Linked DNA regions of Homo sapiens: region 2 is linked to region 1. Evidence: chromatin loops called from intact Hi-C (ENCODE). Cell type or tissue: heart right ventricle. All regions are shown on one strand. Each heading gives the region's core, and the rest is flanking DNA. Links, peaks and the distances in the headings are about the cores only. Region 1 has its middle 13 kb from the start of DACH1. Region 2 has its middle 280 kb from the start of LINC00348.

Region 1 (9,193 bases), core at 339-8,338:
ACACAAAAGAATAAGCTAAATCAAATGTGATTTTTTTAAGCTGCTAAATTCTGGATTGTACGTTTATGCAGAAAGAGCTAACTGATATAATAGGCTAGATATTTGAAATATCTCTGAATTTACACATGCTTCAAATTTATCCAAATTGAATCCAGTGAACAAGTGCTTATTATATGCATATATGTCTTTTTCTGTAATTATATAGGACAAAATCCCCTACTCTCTAGCTGGTGAGATAAAAAAAAAATGAGATACAAACTAATTCAAAATGTAAATGACTAAAGATGGAAACAGTAGTTCAAGGCAATATTTTAATAGATTTTACAAGACAATGGATTACTCATAGCTACATAATGGATAAAATAAATGATAAAAGAGAAGTGTTTAGACTGAGATTATCAGGAAAGTTCTTAAAGATGAGGTAGAATATAATTATTTAAATCATTTATACTTTGATATTTTATTCATTTAAAATTTATCTGGTCATTCAGGTGAAGTTTAACTGTTTCCCAAAAAGCAAAGTTCAATGTGAGGATTGTCATATATTAGGCAATATGCTAAACCCTGTAAATTAAAATATGATTGATACTTGTTCCCTGTAATTAATGAAGACTGATACCATATATGATAACAAATTAAAAATAGAGGTAAGTATCCCATAGAAGTGGGATAGTTACGTCTTTCATTGGTTTAGAGCATCCTTTTTTATTTCTTTTTTAACTTTTAAGTTCAGGGGTACATGTGCAGGTTTGTTACATAGGTAAACTTGTGTCATGGGGGTTTGTTGTATAGATTATTTCATCACCCAGGTATTAAGCCTAGTGCCTATTAGTTATTTTTCCTGATCCTCTCTCTCCTCCCATCCTCCACCCTCTGATAGGCCCCAGTGTGTGGTGTTCCTCACTATGCGTTCGTGAGTTTTCATCATTTAGCTCCTCCTTAGAAGTGGGAGCATGCAGTATTTGTTCCTGTGTTAGTTTGTTAACGATAATGGCCTCCAGCTCCATCCATGTCCCTGCAAAAGACATAATCTCATTCTTTTTTATGGCTGCATAGTATTCCATGGTGCATATGTATCACTTTCGTTGAGGGATGTCCTAAAGGGTAAAAAATCATTAGGTAAGCAAATAAATATTGGAGGATATAGTCAGAACCAAACCCCAAACATGTGAAATAACACAGTATAGTCATACTACTTGAAGTAGGTCGTTTCTTATTCAATAAACATGGAGGAACATCTTTATTTCAATCTCTGTACTAGAAAGAAAATACAATAAAGAATAAAATAGAAATGGTCCAAAGGAACTCTTACCAATGCGGATAGTCACACAATAAAAAAGCAAACAAACTAAGGTAAAATTACAAGTTAAAAATAATGCGGCCAGGCGCGGCAGCTCACCCCTGTAATCCCAGCACTTTGGAAGGTCGAGACAGGCGGATCACGAGGTCAGGAGTTCAAGACCAGCCTGACCAACATGGCGAAACCCCGTCTCTACTAAAAATACAAAAATTAGCTGGGCATGGTGGCACGTGCCTGTAATCCCAGCTACTCAGGAGGCTGAGGCAGGAGAATCACTTGAACCTGGGAGGCAGAGGTTGCAGTGAGCTGAGATCATACCACTGCACTCCAGCCTGGGCGACAGAGCAAGAATCTGTCTCAAAAAAGAAATTAAAAAAAATTATGCCATGAAGAAAAAGACCAGAGTGCTGTTCAAAGTCTAATGAGAAGCGATTGAAGTATTTTCACCAGAAGAGTAGCATGATTTAATTTGACAAATTTAGCACTTTAGACTTTCTAAGATAAAAATTATAACTGGAGCTGAATTGTGTCCCCTCAAGATTTATAAGTTGAATCCCTAACCACTACCTCCAAATGTGACTGTATTTGGAGACAGGGCTTTTAAAGAGGTAGGTAAGTTAAGATGAAGTCCTTAGGGTAGGCCCTAATCCAACCTGACTGATGTCCTTATTAGGATGCTTAGAGAGACACCAGGGGCATCTACAGAAGAAAGACCATGTGAAGACACAGCAGCAAAGTAGCCATCTGCAAGCCAAGGAAAGAGCCCTCTGGAAGAAACTGAACCTGCTGACACCTTGAGATTGGACTTCTAGCCTCCAAAACTGTAAAAAATGTTTCTGTTGCTTAAGTCAGTAGTACTTTGTTACTGTAGCCCTAGCAAACTGGTTATTGATTTCTTTCTGTCTGCTAGCTAGCTAGCTATTTAAAACAGGTCAACAAATGGTCACAAAGTAGAGATAATAATAACAAAATAAATATTAGACCTGGAGAGTATCCAAATACAAAAACAGGAAAGATAAAGTCTCCTAGGTCAGGCTTAGTCCTAATTTGAACTTCATGCTGGAGGTGAAGGAGTACCATTGAAGAGTTTTAGTATATAGACTTCATGACCTATATTCAAGATTTATATTGAAAGTGGTACTCTCAAGCTCCACTATAAATCTGGAAATAATGTGGATGGATGAAGGGAAGGACTGGGAAAGGGAGTCAGCTCAGAGACTCTAGGAACAGTCCAATCAAGAAATGGTGAAAACCTGATGATCTTAAACTTCCCTGTTGCAATAGGAAGAGTGTCAATAGAGAATATACATCTCTCGTTTGAAGAATTGGGTTTAGTATTTAAGAAAGTTTTGGAATTATCACTGAGAGGAAGGAGCGATGGAGCTGATTAAGGACACATAAAAAGATGGTTGAATGGCTCTCCACTCATATAGGAGATCATACATTCTTCCTGATTGTATAGTATTCTTCCTGGTGTCTGGTGACTTGTCCATCTAGCACTTCTCACTCTTTCACCTGGAAAAGTCTTTTCCTTCCGAAAAATTTCTGTCTCCCATGCTAGGAATCTCCCTCAAATTTGAGCTTCAATGCTGTTTAATTACTCTGCCCCAGTGGTCGCACTGATTGAGCTGAGTGGAGCATCTGCCCCAAGCTGAACCAATCCTAAGGCCTAAATGATCACTGATAACTAACATATTCAGAACTAGTCATTATTCTAAGTTCTGCATAGTAATTCATTTAATCATCATAGCGATGCAATGAAGTAGGTACAATTATCATTTCCTTTTATTCATATAAGAAAATTCAGGCACTGGGATGTAAACTTGTCCCAAGTCACAAATAGACCAGGTTTTACATTCCAGGAATCTGGTTTCACATTCCACACATTCTTAACCACTACCCGATAATGCCCTTGATCAGTTTCTTCATCCAGAAATATGCACCTCTTCCAAGATGACCCAATAAGAATTCTTCCTTGGATTTGTGTCTTTGGGTGCTGGAGTTAGAAGCAGTGTGCATGATTGCTTCTAGAAACTATGAATCCAGTTGTTTAGAACCCAAACTGAGGAACTGAAGAAGACACCTTGACAAACGTGTCTTCAGAAATCAGAGATGATATGAGGAGACGTTTGAATCTCTGGTCAAAGTTATCCCTGAGACCAACTGAAGCCGTGACTTCTATTGATGTGATGATGTGAGCTGATTCAGACCCTTTCTAGATGAACTGGCTTAAATTTTAAAGCTTGCAACTAAGAGTCATGAGTAATCAAGGATACAATTCTGCATAACTGTGGGAGAGTGTTTAGCAATGCTCAGTCATCCAGTGGGATGGCAGATAGCTGTTACTGCTGGCTGGGAATTCACCAGGCAGTTGTGTTAGGAAGACAGGAGCGCAAATAAGTTGAACATGTGAAAAATAATCAGGTGAGAAAATAAGTGAGGACAGAAGGGAGTGGTATCCTTGGGGAAAAGAAAGCAGACTGTGGAGTAGGCTTGGGCAAGTAATTTAATCAGCCAAACTTTAGATGCCTCATTTTCTTACTGGGATAAGACAAATTGCCTATCTTTCTTATGTATTACGAGGATTAGATGAGATAATCCATATAAACTATCTAGCACAGTGCTCACACAGTGCTTGGTACATAGTAATCCATAATATAGTTGTTGTTGAGATTAAGTGGCCAATGGTATGGGAAAATGGATTCGCAGAGAAGGGGATGTTTGAGCGATACTGAGGATCAATGAAGTCAGTTAGATAAGAGGATGCAAATAATCTCCCTTCTCTTATGCCTCCATGCCTACTTGTTCATCCCCTAACTTGCAATACAGGTGATACTAGACTCTCCTACACACATTCCATAGAGGCTAAAGTCATAGTTTAAATAATGCACATAGATGATCTCAGTGATAAAATCTAAGTAATATACAAAGTTAATAAAGACAAAAAAATCCAAAACACTGTTAAGCATTTCTATTTTACGTTTTTCTTTGCAACCAACATAGTTAATTATTAAAACATTAATATAAATGTAATTGCATCATCAGTGATGAAATCTCTCTCCTGCCTGTAACAAATGCGATATCAGCTTGTACTTTGCAATAAGTGATGAAGAAACTTCCAGATGGAGAGGTTTAATTTGTGAGATTCTCCCTAGTCTATTCGCATTGGCTTTAACTTTCATTTTAAATTACAGAGAGAATTCCCAAAATTTCAAATAGCCCCAAGAGATCTGGTGAAATAGCTAATCTCTTTCTACGAGCATGCTAACAAAAGCAATTTCTTACGGAGCTATGTGCTACCCAGTGGGACTGATAATGAATCTGCATTATGGTAACCTTTATAGGAAGGGAAGATAAGAAGACCTTTTGGGGAGGTGTATTTATTAGGTGGTGAATGTGTCTCTCCGCATGTGGATTTTTCTGTTTAGATCCATTTTTCACTCAACTATGCCAAGACCTTCTATCTTTCAGTTTTTGGAACACCTCTGAATTTATACAGCCGATTCTATTACATATCACAGTGTCACAGTGTCAATAAATATCAAACACCAACATGCTGTATAGCTTGCTCACTGTTCCATTGCTCTCATTTTGAAAAAGCAACCACATTTACATAGATCATTGTGGGCTTTATACTAATTTCCCCCTAAGATTTATAGAGTTCAAGCTTCTGCTCACACAGAGTTCTGTGATTATTTATTTATTTGTTTATTTATAAATTGGAGGTAGGGGAGCAGAACTTGCCTGTTGTCACCCAAATATAAAAAAGCGGCATTTACTGGGAGTCTCCTACAGAGGGCACCTTCACCTTATTGGAAACCCAACGGAAAGAGAAACTCAGTGGTTACCAGAATAGTAACTAAACCTTAAAGGCAGAAGCACACGCTTGCTTTGCTAACCAGTTTTCTTCTCTATGGTATCTTTGTTACCTTATCTTTAATGGAAAAGAGCTGGCACCCTTTGTATAATCATTCATAGATTCAGGCCAGTAACACTACCTTATTATTATGTTCAGCTTGCTTGTGGGTGAGCTGGAGACAGCTGTTCATATTGCCTAAGAGGCAACAGATCAATGAAAGGAAGGGAAGGACAAGTTTTGAGCTGCCTTTTTGCAACAATGTCCTTTATACAACAGAGGATATTTTTAAAGCATTGTATTGGAAAACAAAGGCTGATAATAAAGTATAATGTTTACATAACAAACCTTTGCTGTGTTGTTATGATTAGCAAGTGCTTTTAGACTAAAACTACTTAAATGGAAACAAAAAATATATATTTTTGGATAAAAAAAATGCCATGCATTATAGACTATAAATCTAAGAAAGTAATTGCTATTTAGAAAATTCTGAAAATAGGCATGTGTGAGCAAGTATGTGTGTGTACAAGTAGTGTGTTTCTGAGTGTGTGTGTGTGGCATAGAAAGCAATTCCTTGAAACTGTTTCTTTGTAGCTAAATTATTAAAAGATATTTTGTGATCATATTTTTAAAATAAGAGACTATACTCTAAAAAATATAAGTACATATTCATAGAAATTATTCTTTAAAATTTTTTTCAATATAAATTAAGTGCCATATACATTTAGAGGGCTTGACATATAACATTAATCTGATGTTGATTTTTGAATGTCTTATGTTTTATAATAGCTAATAATATTAATATACATAAACTCAAGATGTGTAAACAACACTTTATGTATTTACCTTTGACAATTCCTGATTAGGGGGCTTCCTGTGGAAATTCAACAAGTAGTAGTCAGATTTACTAGAAGAATATTTTGAAATTTTGCCTAAGAAAACTTATCAAAATACTGATGATGATTATTCCTGAATGTTAAGGTTAAAAGAAACATACAAGACATAAGTTTGTCTCTTTACATTTGCATACAAAATACTATTTGTTTAGTTGCTGAATGTACCATCTAATACCTATTATATTTACAATGAAGCTCATCAATTATAGATTAATTATATATTTAATTATATATTTATATTTACTATATTTATATATAATATAATATAAATATATATTATATATTATATATTATATGTAATATAATATAAATATATATATTTATAGCTATAATTTATATATATAATATAAATTATAGATATATATCTATAATTAGATATAGATATAGATATAAATTACAGATATAGATATAATTATAGATATATATAATTATAGATATATATAAATAATAGATATAACATAAATATATAAATTATATTAATTATATAAATAGAATTTCATATTCGGTGCTTAGAAGTAATTTAACTACCAATTGCTACTATAGGCATAAAACATTTGGGTACATTTCTGCTTTCTTTTAAGTTTAGCTTGAAATATACTACAATTAAGTATAAGTGCATTTTAGCTACTGAAATTAGTTTGACCTTACATCTTTTTTAATGCTTTAAGAAGTCAAGGCCTACAGCTTCCTATTAGGACCAAATGTTCAGATTATTGGAAATTTAGTTCTTCTTTAGTAATCACAATTATTAATTTGTCAACCAAATCACTTGCATAAAAACATAACAGAGAACAGCCTGGTAAGCATGTATTTAAATTTATGCTAATGCTATTATCAATGTGTTTCAAAAATCAGTTAAATTAGTTTCTGTGGGAAAAAGACCCATTTTCTAGTTCAGCTGAGTTTGTTGCCTTGTCTGAGAAAATGCCTAGAAATGCTGCATCCACCTGCCCATGCATTCCCGCCTCATTGTTGACATTTCCCGGTGTTTAGTGGTTTCTACCACTTTGTTGCATTCCAGAGCTCGAGGCACTTCTTTGAAGATGCAAGGCCATTCAAGTCTTCCTTACTTTGCAGCTTCACTCTAAAGGGAGAGTAAATGAACAAGCCACGCAGTTCAGACAATTTAAATGTGGCAGCAGGAGGGCATGCGATTGCTCTGTTAGGAAGAGCTGTGAGTGATCCCTGAATCATCTGGGAAACAAGTAGAAAGTGACCTTTCTTGAAATCAGGATGAAAAAAGATCGGAGAAAGAGGCTGAATAGTCCCATATGGAAAGCAGACTGAGGTTGGTAAGAGACTATAGAAAAGTGTTTATGGAATCAACTGCTGGCTCAATTGCTGGCTCATTGCCTGATTTTGCAGCACACTCCAACAGGTAGGTGATTTTTACTGGTGGATGCTGCCATTTTCTAACCAGAGGAAACCAGATCACGAAAGTCAAAGAACCACAAGGCTTTGTGCAGTTTGACTTTCTAACATCACATACAAGTGAAGTATTTCTCAAGATCTCAAAAGGTCTTGTCCCTGAAATAACAGTTGCACAAGTTTTTTGTTTGTTTGCTTCCTTCATCCCCATTATGTTGCACTGTAGCATATCAGTGCATTCATCTAAGTAGCCACTGAGAACACATCAGTAGCTCTATTATTTGAGCACTCTGAGATCTGTTATACAGAAATAGAAACAGAGAATCATGAGTTTAGACCCAACTGTGCCTCTCTATTATTTTTTCAATTCTCTTACATATGAAATGAAATAAAAATATTTCCCCCTTTTACCTCAGAAAGTTTTTTTTTGAGGGTAGTTGGGAGAATAAATCAATGAGGACTTGATTTTAAACCAATACCTGACTTAAGCCTTAACTAGCTGTGAGTACAAAGGGACATTCTCATATACTGCTAATTGTCAATTTTCTCTTTTGCAAGATCAGGAGTGATATATAGGGATGAATCTGTTGAGCTCACAGTGAGAGGCAGACTACAGTTCTATCCTGACAGTGTTACTGAGATTGCCTCAGATCTTGAGGGGAAGGATCGGAAAGCCATTTGTGATGTCTGACATGGTCACAGGGGAAATGGTAGCATGAGATCTGCAATGTTAGGATTAGATGATCTTCCAGGCTCCACTAACACAAAATTTCAATGATGTTATGGTAATAAGACTCAACAGAAATAATGTACAGTAAAGGCTGATAGGGACGAATGTCTTTTTCTCCTTTGCATCCTCAGCAACTAGCATATGGTCGGTGCACAAAAATAAGTATGCTTTATATAACAGAGACTGCTATGTACGTTAAAGTGATGGTGATGTTATAGTAAACAACTTTACAAATTGTTGCACATATGCACGCTTACTCACATTTGGTAGGTAGAATTTCACACACGAATCTACTTTTCTTCCTCCTCTGCAGTAGCACTTCAAGATGTACTCTCACTTATATTTTCAGTCTTGGTGAAGACTCTCTAATGGCTCCTCTGATGACTAAGAAAAGAAGATTCTTTTCTAAATGGGTCCCAAATACAAGCCATAGTTACAGGCCTACGATTCTTTTCTCCAGCTATTTCAGACCCAGTTTCTTAGCATTTCGGATTTTTTGCCCTAAGAAGTGTCCTAAATTCATTGTATATTAGGACAGAATTGAATGAGCATATCTAAAATTTTGCTACTTATCAATATCTTGTTCTGAATCAAACAATATATCATTTGGAGAAGGAGCATTTTATGTAATTTGGGGGCAAAGAAAATGGATCGCATAGCATACTAGCAGTTTTTAATTACCCAGCTAACATTTACTGGGCACCCCACAAGCCCTAATCATTATAGTGGATATCAAAAGCAGTAGAAATGACTTGAGACCACCTGAAGAGAAACATATCAACAAGTGTAAACACATAAGATAATTGTCTCTCCCATCAGAATGCAGTGTGAAAATTATTACAACACACAGGAATAAATCAGCAAAGATTCCTGGATGTGTGGCATCTTGAGCCAATCAGTGAATTATAAATTCTGACTTAGTCAGGAATAGTCATTTTATTTAGTTTCTTCTCCAAATATGAAAGAATATATTATGAAGACATGCTGGATGTGTGAATGAACGGAACTCCGGTTCAAAAACTAAAATGACTTTAAAGCATATG
Region 2 (9,193 bases), core at 859-8,858, 590 kb after region 1:
AGGTCTTTGGTTGATAATGGGTCAGTGTTTATGCCAAACACAAGTGGCTTCCATGCTCCAGGGGCTAGGTTCTTCACTCTTCACCAAAAACATACAGGTGGTTTCCAGTGGCTTCTGATGATATGTGGAGTATTTTGGGGTGGGATGGGAGTGAGAGTGGGAGTAGAGACTGATCATCTCAGGCATGACCGAGCTCCTGCTTTCAGAATTCAGGACTTGTAGAAAATTTGGATTAGCCAGTGCCTCCAAACACCCAGATATCAGATTTATAGGGTGTACATCTGAAACACTCCCATCTGATTTGATCTCTCAACAATGAAGAACTTTTTTCTTGGCATCAACAATTGTGGGGGAAATATAAACACCTATGGCCAATCCAGGTATAATGTCATCTTCGTGTTGGGCTATGGGGCACCATATTGCTTTCTTGGGTTTCTTTCTAGATTCCAAGACTAGCATCAGCTTCATGGTATCTCAGTAGACTAAATTCCAAAAGGGTGGGTGATACAGTTTAGCTTTGTGTCCTCACCCACATCTCATGTTGAATTATAATTCCCAATGTTGCAGGTGGGGCCTAGTGGGAGGTGACTGGATCATGGGGATGGTTTCTAATGGTGTAGCACCATCCCCTGAGTGCTGTCTCATGATAGAGTTCTCACAAGATCTTGTTGTTTGAAAGTGTGTAGCACCTCTCCGTTTGCTCTTTCTCTCTCCTGCCAGCCATGTGGATACACACTTGCTTCCCCTTTGCTTTCCACTATGATTGTAAGTTTCCTGAGGCCTCCCCAGGAAGCAGAAGCCTGTACAATCTACAGAACAATGAGCTGATTAAACCTATTTTCTTTATAAATTACCCAGTCTCAGGTATGTCTTTATAGTAGTGTGAGAATGGACTAATACAGTGGGCCTTTGGAATTTACTCAGATGTCTCCAGAAGCCACCAAAGGGCCCAGCATAGATTAGAAGTGAATGAGCAATTGGTAAATGAAGAAAGAAAATGGATGAACAGATATATGAATGGGTGCAACCAGGTATATAGACCACTGACTTCCATCCTCAAAGCCCAGAATTCATCAGAATTCTGTCGCTCTTACAGCTGCCCTGTCTAAAATCCTATCCCTACATAGCAATATTGGAAGGAGGAAAAGAATTGGGAAATAAAAATAAGCTGATTCTTTTTGCTCAGTGTTGCTGAGCAGACTCCAAGAAGGCCCTCACCAGCCCTTTCCACTGTGCCCTAGCCCCCTTCCCTAAAGGACCTGGCTGTTGGGAAAAAGAGTACCTTGGTGCTGGAGGTGAGAAATCTGAGCAGAAGCATATAGCATTCATTACACATGGTTTGCCATAACGTACAGCAATATAAAAACTTTGTTGCAGTTTCGTCTACAGAAATTTCTAAGAGACTAAGGAAATGGTTGACATAGGAAAATACGCTTCAAAAGAAAGTAGTATAGCTACGTATCCTTTTTAAACTTTGAAAATTTAAAAGATAAATGGAAAACTTATTTGAACACACTCAACAACTATATATTTTGCAATTAAGTAAACTAAATGCCTTTAGAAAAATAAGAGGCGTGTGGAAATAATCAAGGCAATCTTCCCTAATTAAAGCCATTGTACTAAAAGTGCTTGATAGCTTCTTGATACCCTGATAGCTGCTCAGGGTAAATTTGAGTCTCTCCATTCCCTTTTTGTTTTAATCTTGGGGTATGTGCTCCAAAAATTATCATCAAACCCATTCTCCCTTTTATTTGTATAAGGTAATATATAGAATGGATTGATCTGGCCACATTACACACACACACACACACACACACACACACACACACATGCACATGAAATGCCGTAAATAATAATGACTTAACTGAAAAGAAGATCATTTCTTTCTAATAAAGTAAGTCTAATAAAAGTAGTCCACAGCTGACACAGCAGCCCCTTGCTGTCTTCCAGCTCTTTGCTTGGCCACCGTTAGCTATGGCTCTCACTGATCTAAGATGGCCAATGGAGCTTCCACCATCCCAATTGCATTTTAGTTATTAGAATGAACTAAGAAAAGGAGAAAGTGAGCACAGGTTTGTATTTTTCCTAAAGTGCTCTGTTCTTCTATATATAACTTATTGCCTGGAACTTAGTCACACTGTTATAGCTAGCTGCAAGGAAGTTTGTCCAGTATGCATATAGCTCAATATGTAAGGTCACTGGATGTTTGCTGACCACTCTATTAGGTGTACCTCTAGCTCTTTATTGTTTGGGGACTTACTAGACTAAATGAAAACTTATCTGTCTGAAACACACGCAGAAGAAAAGGAGCAGCAGGAACAGATGTAAAATAGGAAATTGTGCTCATTAGCTCATCATAATAGTAAGATTCTGCTGGGCATAAATAGTTAAGCCCCCTAACCTAGTAATATAAGAGTCCCTGGTTACCTTACCTGTTCCTACTTCTGCTCTCTATAGAAGCGCTACTTCCATTGTCTGCTCTTATCTCTTGCTCCACCCTTTTGGGTAGGTTCTTCCTTTTCCTGAGCTCTCCATGGCTATTTCTAAGGTGGGCAATAGAAAGCATCCTTAATTAAGCCCCCAAATATCCTGCAGCCCAATTCATTTCAGTGCAGTTTCAGGTACTATTAAAATTTCAACAGTAATAGGCAGGTGCAGTCCAAGCTTGTGGTTTCTTTTGGCTTTCAGATCTTGTAGTTTTTAAGCCTGATTGTACCTTGAGACCACTTAAAAGGATAGACTTGGGTGGGAAGACAACATACTTAATATGATATTTGCTTCTAGCTTGCTTCCCATTGTCTGACAAAGAACTATTCATGGAAGGTCTTTTTAAAAGCTTTAATACCAGTGATTAATCTCCTGCTAAGGCTGTTTCTTTGGAGTAAACTTACAAGGGTTTCAGTTTGGAATGCAGAGCACTTGTCTTTTTTTTTTTTTTAATTCTGAAAGGCTCCAAATTTAATGCTTTTACACTGCAGACGAGAGAGAGAGAGAATTCCTCCCTAACATCTCTGCCTGCAGATAAGCTGGATCAAAGTTGAGCTCATCTCTCCTAGAACTCTGTTGAAAGCAACAAGAAACAGCTAGCACAGACAACATTTTATTTTATTTTTTAACACTTTCCCTTAAGGGTATTTGATCTGCTTTCCTGACAGCCTTTTGTCTGCTTTCCAAAGTGTGGCAGACAGCATTTTGGCCAAATCTTTTATCAATGAAGTATGTATTGCCAGGTTCTCAGCCTAAAATATTGGGAACACATTTTAGGCTCCAATATTGTATTATTGCATGCCCATGAAACAGATTCTATGTACATTAGGATTGTGATAGTCTGGAAATAACAGAGACTTAGAAAGTAGATTCTTAAAAAATATGTAGATTTATTTTTCGCTTTGAGATGTCAAATAGTTCCTGGCTGATAGAAAAGACTCCAATGCCATCAAAAGCTTACATCTTTATCTTTATTCTGCACCATTCCTGTGAACTTATTGCTAAGTTCACTTGGAAGGCCAGTGGGGCTGCTGCAGTTCTGATCATTATGTCCACGTGGCAAACCACAAGAAGGAAGGTATTAAATAAGGTGACTTGGGAGGCCGAAGCAGGCAGATTGCAAGGTCAGAAGATCGAGACCATCCAGGCTAACACGGTGAAACCCCATCTCTACTAAAAATACAAACACAAAATTAGCCAGGCATAGTGGCAGGTGTCTGTAGTCCCAGCTACTCACGAGGCTGAGGCAGGAGAATGGCGTGAACCCAGGAGGCGAAGCTTGCAGTGAGCCGAGATCACACCACTACACTCCAGCCTGGGCGACAGAGCGAGACTCTGTCTCAAAAAATAAAAATAAAAATAAAAATAAATAAATAAATAAATAAATAAAGGTGGCTCCACTGGGAGGTAGCTCATTTAAAAAATCCTCATTTGTCTAAGTTGAATCATCTTGCTTAATAACCTTCCCAGTTGTCCTGTTACAGGGAGTTAGACAGGCATAAGCTGGGCAGGAGAGAGCTCTCCCCAACCCACAAGGAATGTTGGGTGCTGGTTCAGCAGTTATCACATCGCCTCTCTAAATGTGATAAATTGGCAGCTGGCACCAGGGAGAGACCATTTCCTGATGGTCCACACCTGTTGCACTAAAGTGTTAAATGAATGCAGATTCCAGGGAGAGGCAACTTACTGGGCATGTGCATTAAGAGACAAAATGGCAAAGTTGGACCTTCCTGGGACACACCACCAGAAAAGGGAAAAAAGCCGCAGATGGGCATGCATACAACTTCCTAAACACTGTGTGTACTTACCTCCCAAGCGTAAGGACACTGTTCATGTGGAAAGCCCACCATAAGGGAAGAATCATGGGGAAGGGACCAGCCTATCAAGTCCTAGGATCAAGGCGAAACATTACACCTGACTTTCACATGCCTGTTTGTGTCTTGTCCAAGCGTACTTTTCTTTCTTTCCTAGTCTAAAGCCTTTTAAAATAAACTTCCACTCCTGTTCTGAAACTTGCCTTGGTCTCTTTTTCTGCCTTATGCCCTCAGTCAAATTCTTTCTTCTGAGGAGGCAAGAATTGAGATTGCTGCAGATCCATACGGATTCGCTGCCAGTGACTCGATGCCTACTATCGGTAACATATTTGGTGCCTTAAGACTCAACTACTTGCACTGGTAACACATTTGGTGCTGTGAGACTCAGATATTTCTCACCCATAACAGTCCCACCCAACACTCACATACCAGTTTTCAGAATTTAGTCCTCTGGTTGGCAAAGTTCCAAGAGAGATTAGGAACTGTTGTCTTTTGTTCTAGATAGCAATATGTCCAACTAAAAATTGAGTTTCTGCTATTAAGGAAGAAGAAGAGAGACATAGTTGAGGTAGAAGACAGGAGTAAAATGAAAGCTAGATGTCTTCTTTTATTGTCTGGCTAAACCACTCCCTTTCTGAAAGGTCAATGTATGGTGTGATGTCCACAGAATCACAGCTAGGGACACTATCTATGTAATTTACAATACTTTAACATTTGAAAAGGGACACCATTTATATGCTGGAACAATAAATATAAACTAAGATCCTCCTGGGAAAATCAAGATATATAAGCACTGCTATCCTAGTTAAGAGAAACCTCACTAGCTCCTGTCATTTACCTTCTCAGTAACCTAAGGCTAATGTCAATGTTTCGGTAACAGACAGATTGCTGTTTCAGTAAACAGTGTTTCGGTAACAGTGAGGGACTAAGTGGCTAAGTTGGCTGGACTTCCTGGGTCAATAGGGACTTCCCTAAGGGGACTTTCCCCTAAGCCAAAAATAAGTCATAGCTGCAAGCTAAGGGATTGAAACTTCAACCAATCAAAGGGGACCTTCCCCTAAGCCAAAATGAGTCACAGCTGCAAGCTAAGGGATTGACACTTCAACCAATCATACAGGGAGTTTAAGCTCTAGCTGCAGCCTGATGTTTTTAACCAATCAAGCCTGCCAACCCACAAGCGGATTGAAAATAAGCTAATTCTATAGGATAGAAAAAGGAAAAGAGGAGGGGTCATAAGGGGATATAAGCATAAGACACCCAAGCCAAAAACGGCAACCTTTCCGGGTCTCCTTCCACCTCGTGGAAGCTTTACTTTCGCTTTCACTTTACTTTCACTTTAATAAATCTTGCTGCCACACACTCTTTGGGTGCACGCATTTCTCCAATTGAGCTGTAACACTCGCCGCTGAGGTCCATGGCTTCATTCCTTGAAGTCCATGAGATCACGAACCCTTTGAGAAAAAAACCTTCCATGAGGAGAAGACTTCTGGTCTCAACAGGAATAATATTAATAACCAATATTAGTAGACCAAACATGTTTGCAGATATCTTGTTTGCTGCCTTCCCCAAACGGCTGAAACATTTTGAAAACAAATGAAAACAACAACAACAAAAATAAAAGTTTTAGAAATAAGTTTATTTAACACAATAGTTAAACTAATTGCTCAAATTCAGAGTAGTGAAAGGCAAAGTCAGGATTTTATCTCCAGTAGTGGTCATTGCTCAAAAATACTGTAAGTAAAACTAACAATCCTTTGTTGACTGGGGCAGAAAAGTACAGTCAAAACAAACAATAGACCACCTAAGACCTGTGGGAAAAAGCTAAGAAATGTTGTTTGTTTGTTTTAGAAACTAGAACTCTCAAAAGCAACACGCACACTTGGGAATTTAGAAAGCCAAGAGGCATGTTCAGAAAACACCTGAGATGACCTTAACCTTTCAGGTTGGGCTGATATTTAGGCTCAGTGCAAGCTAGGCTAACTGTTGAAGGAGTATCCCAGTGAGAGGTGAAGCCAGCTGGGCTTCTGGGTTGGGTGGGGACTTGGAGAACTTTTCTGTCTAGCTAAAGGATGGTAAACACACCAATCAGCACTCTGTGTCTAGCTAAATGTTTGTAAACACACCAATCAGCACTCTGTAAAAACGGACAAATCAGCACTCTGTGTGTAGCTAAAGGTTTGTAAATGCACCAATCAGCATTTTGTAAAAACGGACCAGTCAGCACTCTGTAAAATGGACCAATCAGCAGGGCATGGGAGGGGCCAAATAAGGGAATAAATGTTGGCCATCCCAGCCAGCAGCAGCAACCCGCTGGGGTCTGCTTCCACACTGTGGAAGCTTTGTTCTTTTGTTCTTTATAATAAATCTTGCTGCTGCTCACTCTTTGGGTCTGCACTAGCTTTATAAGCTGTAAAACTCACTGCGAAGGTCTGAGGCTTCACTCCTGAAGTAGGCGGGACCATGAACCCACCAGGAGGAACAAACAACTCCAGACGCGCCACCTTTAAGAGCTGCAACACTAACTGCGAAGGTCTGCGGCTTCATTCCTGAAGTCAGCGAGACCACACACCCACCAGAAGGAAGAAACTCCAGACACATCTGAACATCAGAAGGAATAAACTCTGGACACACCATCTTTAAGAATTGTAACACTTACTGTGAGGGTCTGCAGCTTCATTCTTAAAGTCAGCGAGACCAAGAACCCACCGGAAGGAACCAATTCTGGACACACAAGCATGGAGATAATGTGCAAAGACTGGCAGAGGTCTGTCTGTCTTTTTCTTTTTTTTTGTGTCCCTTCCCTTCCCTTCTCTTTCTTTCCTTTTTCATTCATTCTTTCCTTTTTCATTCATTCTATTTCTTTTCTTTCTCTCTTTCTCCTTCCTTCCTTTCTTCCTATTGGCTCCTTGCCTTCAAAGACATCTCTGTGAAAGCACTAGCTGAACACAAGCTATGCAGAAGAGATGTCAACACTTTACATGATCAGAAATGAAGTTTTTACAGGAATAGTTTGGGTAGGTCACTTTTCAGGTAGCAGACCCTGAGGAAGAGGGAAAATCTGAGTTCCAGAGTTGCTACATTGTAAGATTTAAATGCTCAATTTTAAACAAAATAAATCACAAGGCATACAAAGAAACGGGAGTCTATGCCTTATTCTAAGGAATGAAGTAAATTTACAAAATTCATTCCTATAGAAGTCCAGTCATTAGACTTACTAGGCCAAAAATTTAAAACAACTATTTTAAGTGTGCTCAAAGAGCTAAAGAAACACATGCATAAGGAAATAAAGAAAATCAGAAAAACAAGATATTTACAAAATTAGAATCTCAATAAAGAGAAATTATAAAGAAAAGCCAAACAGAAATTATGGGGCTGAAAGGTATAATAATGGAAATAAAAATTTTACTATAGGGGTTCAACAGAAAATTTGAGCCAGTAGAAGAAAGAATCAATGAATAAGAATGAAATAATTCTTGAGAATAAGCCCATTGAAATTATTGATTCAAGAACAGAAAAAAAAAGAATGAAGAAAGGTGAACAGTGCCAAACAGGCTTGTGGGAGATCATCAAATGGAATAACATACATATTGTGGGAACAGCAGAAAGAGAGGAGACAGAGAAAGGGGTATAAAGGATATTTGAAGAAAAGTTGCCAAAATCCCTTGAAATTGATGAAAGATACGACAATATACATCCAAGAAGCTCAATGAACTCTAAGCAGCAAAACTCAGGGAGTTTATCAACAATGAATGGAAAACTGAAAAATTCACCAATATATGGAAATTAAAGAACACACTCTCAAACAACCAACAGGTCAAAGAAAAACTCACAAGAGAAATGAGAAAATACATAGAGATAAATGAAAATGAAAATGAAAATATACCATACTAAAACTTTGGGATGCAAAAAAGTAATGTTCAGAGGAAAATTTCTAAGTGTGAGCACCACATTGAATATTTTCAAATCAGTAAGCTAACTTTACACCTTAAGAGGAAGAAAAAGAGGAACAAATTAAATCCAAAGATGGCAAAAGAAAGGAAACTTTAAAAAATAGCATGATTTAAAGAGGGAATAGAAAAAAAGAGAAAATCGATGAAACAAAATGCTGGTTTTTCTAAAAGATAAAAGAGAATTGACAAACCTTTAGCTACATAGATTAAGGAAAACAACAAAAATAACTAAAATCAGAAATGAAAGTGAGGACATTACTACTTACCTTAAAAGTAAAAAGTATTTTTAAAAAAGAGCATCAACAATTGTACGAGAACAAATTAGATAACTTGATGAAATGGCCAAATTCCTAGAGACGTACACATTATCTAAACTGACACAATATGAAAACAACAGACAAATAGTATGGAAATAGACAAACATGTAAATGTTTAGTGGATTTTTAACAAAGTTGATAAGATTATGCAAAAGGGAAAGGATGGTGTTAAAGTGACACAGTGCTTAAAAAATGGAATAGTCACTTAAAAATTAAACCCTTAATTTATAGTATACACCAAAAAATTCAAAATTGATCATAGAACCAAAGATGAAAACTAAAAGTTAAAAATTTCTAGGAGGAAATCTACAGAATCACAGCATAAAATTTTTAAGAATTTGATTTGGGGAGGTGGCAGAGAAAGATGGCCAGATGAAAGCCTCCACTGATCATCTCCCCTCAGGAAAACCAAACTGAACAACTATCCACACAGAAAAGCAACTTCATGAGAACCAAAAACCAGATGAGCAATTACAATGCCTGGTTTTAACTTTGTATTACTGAAAGAGGCACTGAAGACGGTAGGAAAGACAGTCTTGAATTGTGGACACAACCCCTCCTTCATCCTGTGGCATTGGCCACATGGTACAAAGAGAATGTCTGCACCTTGTGGGAGAGAAAGCGC

Evidence for each region. A loop is a pair of places that touch in the nucleus more often than their neighbours do. Peaks named below come from ENCODE experiments on the same cell type or tissue, not always from the same donor. Only the 100,000 strongest peaks of a DNase experiment are listed, where the experiment ranks them.
Region 2: it touches region 1 in a loop (2.6-fold over the local background); 26 of 110 quality-filtered maps call a loop at or near these places.

What each region holds. Positions count from the first base shown.
Region 1 is chr13:71,875,345-71,884,537 of GRCh38, reverse strand. No RefSeq gene overlaps it. Among named protein-coding and RNA genes, the nearest start is that of DACH1, 13 kb to the right of the region's middle. RefSeq lists enhancers at 5,132-5,411, 6,827-7,327, 7,328-7,828, 8,448-8,497. In heart right ventricle, for the core only: a CTCF peak has its summit at 5,081 (motif pointing right); no DNase peak of the experiment used is centred there; H3K4me3 peaks cover 423 bases.
Region 2 is chr13:71,287,485-71,296,677 of GRCh38, reverse strand. It overlaps the pseudogene RABEPKP1. Among named protein-coding and RNA genes, the nearest start is that of LINC00348, 280 kb to the right of the region's middle. RefSeq lists an enhancer at 5,200-5,489. In heart right ventricle, for the core only: no CTCF peak of the experiment used is centred there; a DNase peak (open chromatin) is centred at 5,577; H3K4me3 peaks cover 1,126 bases; H3K27ac peaks cover 1,803 bases.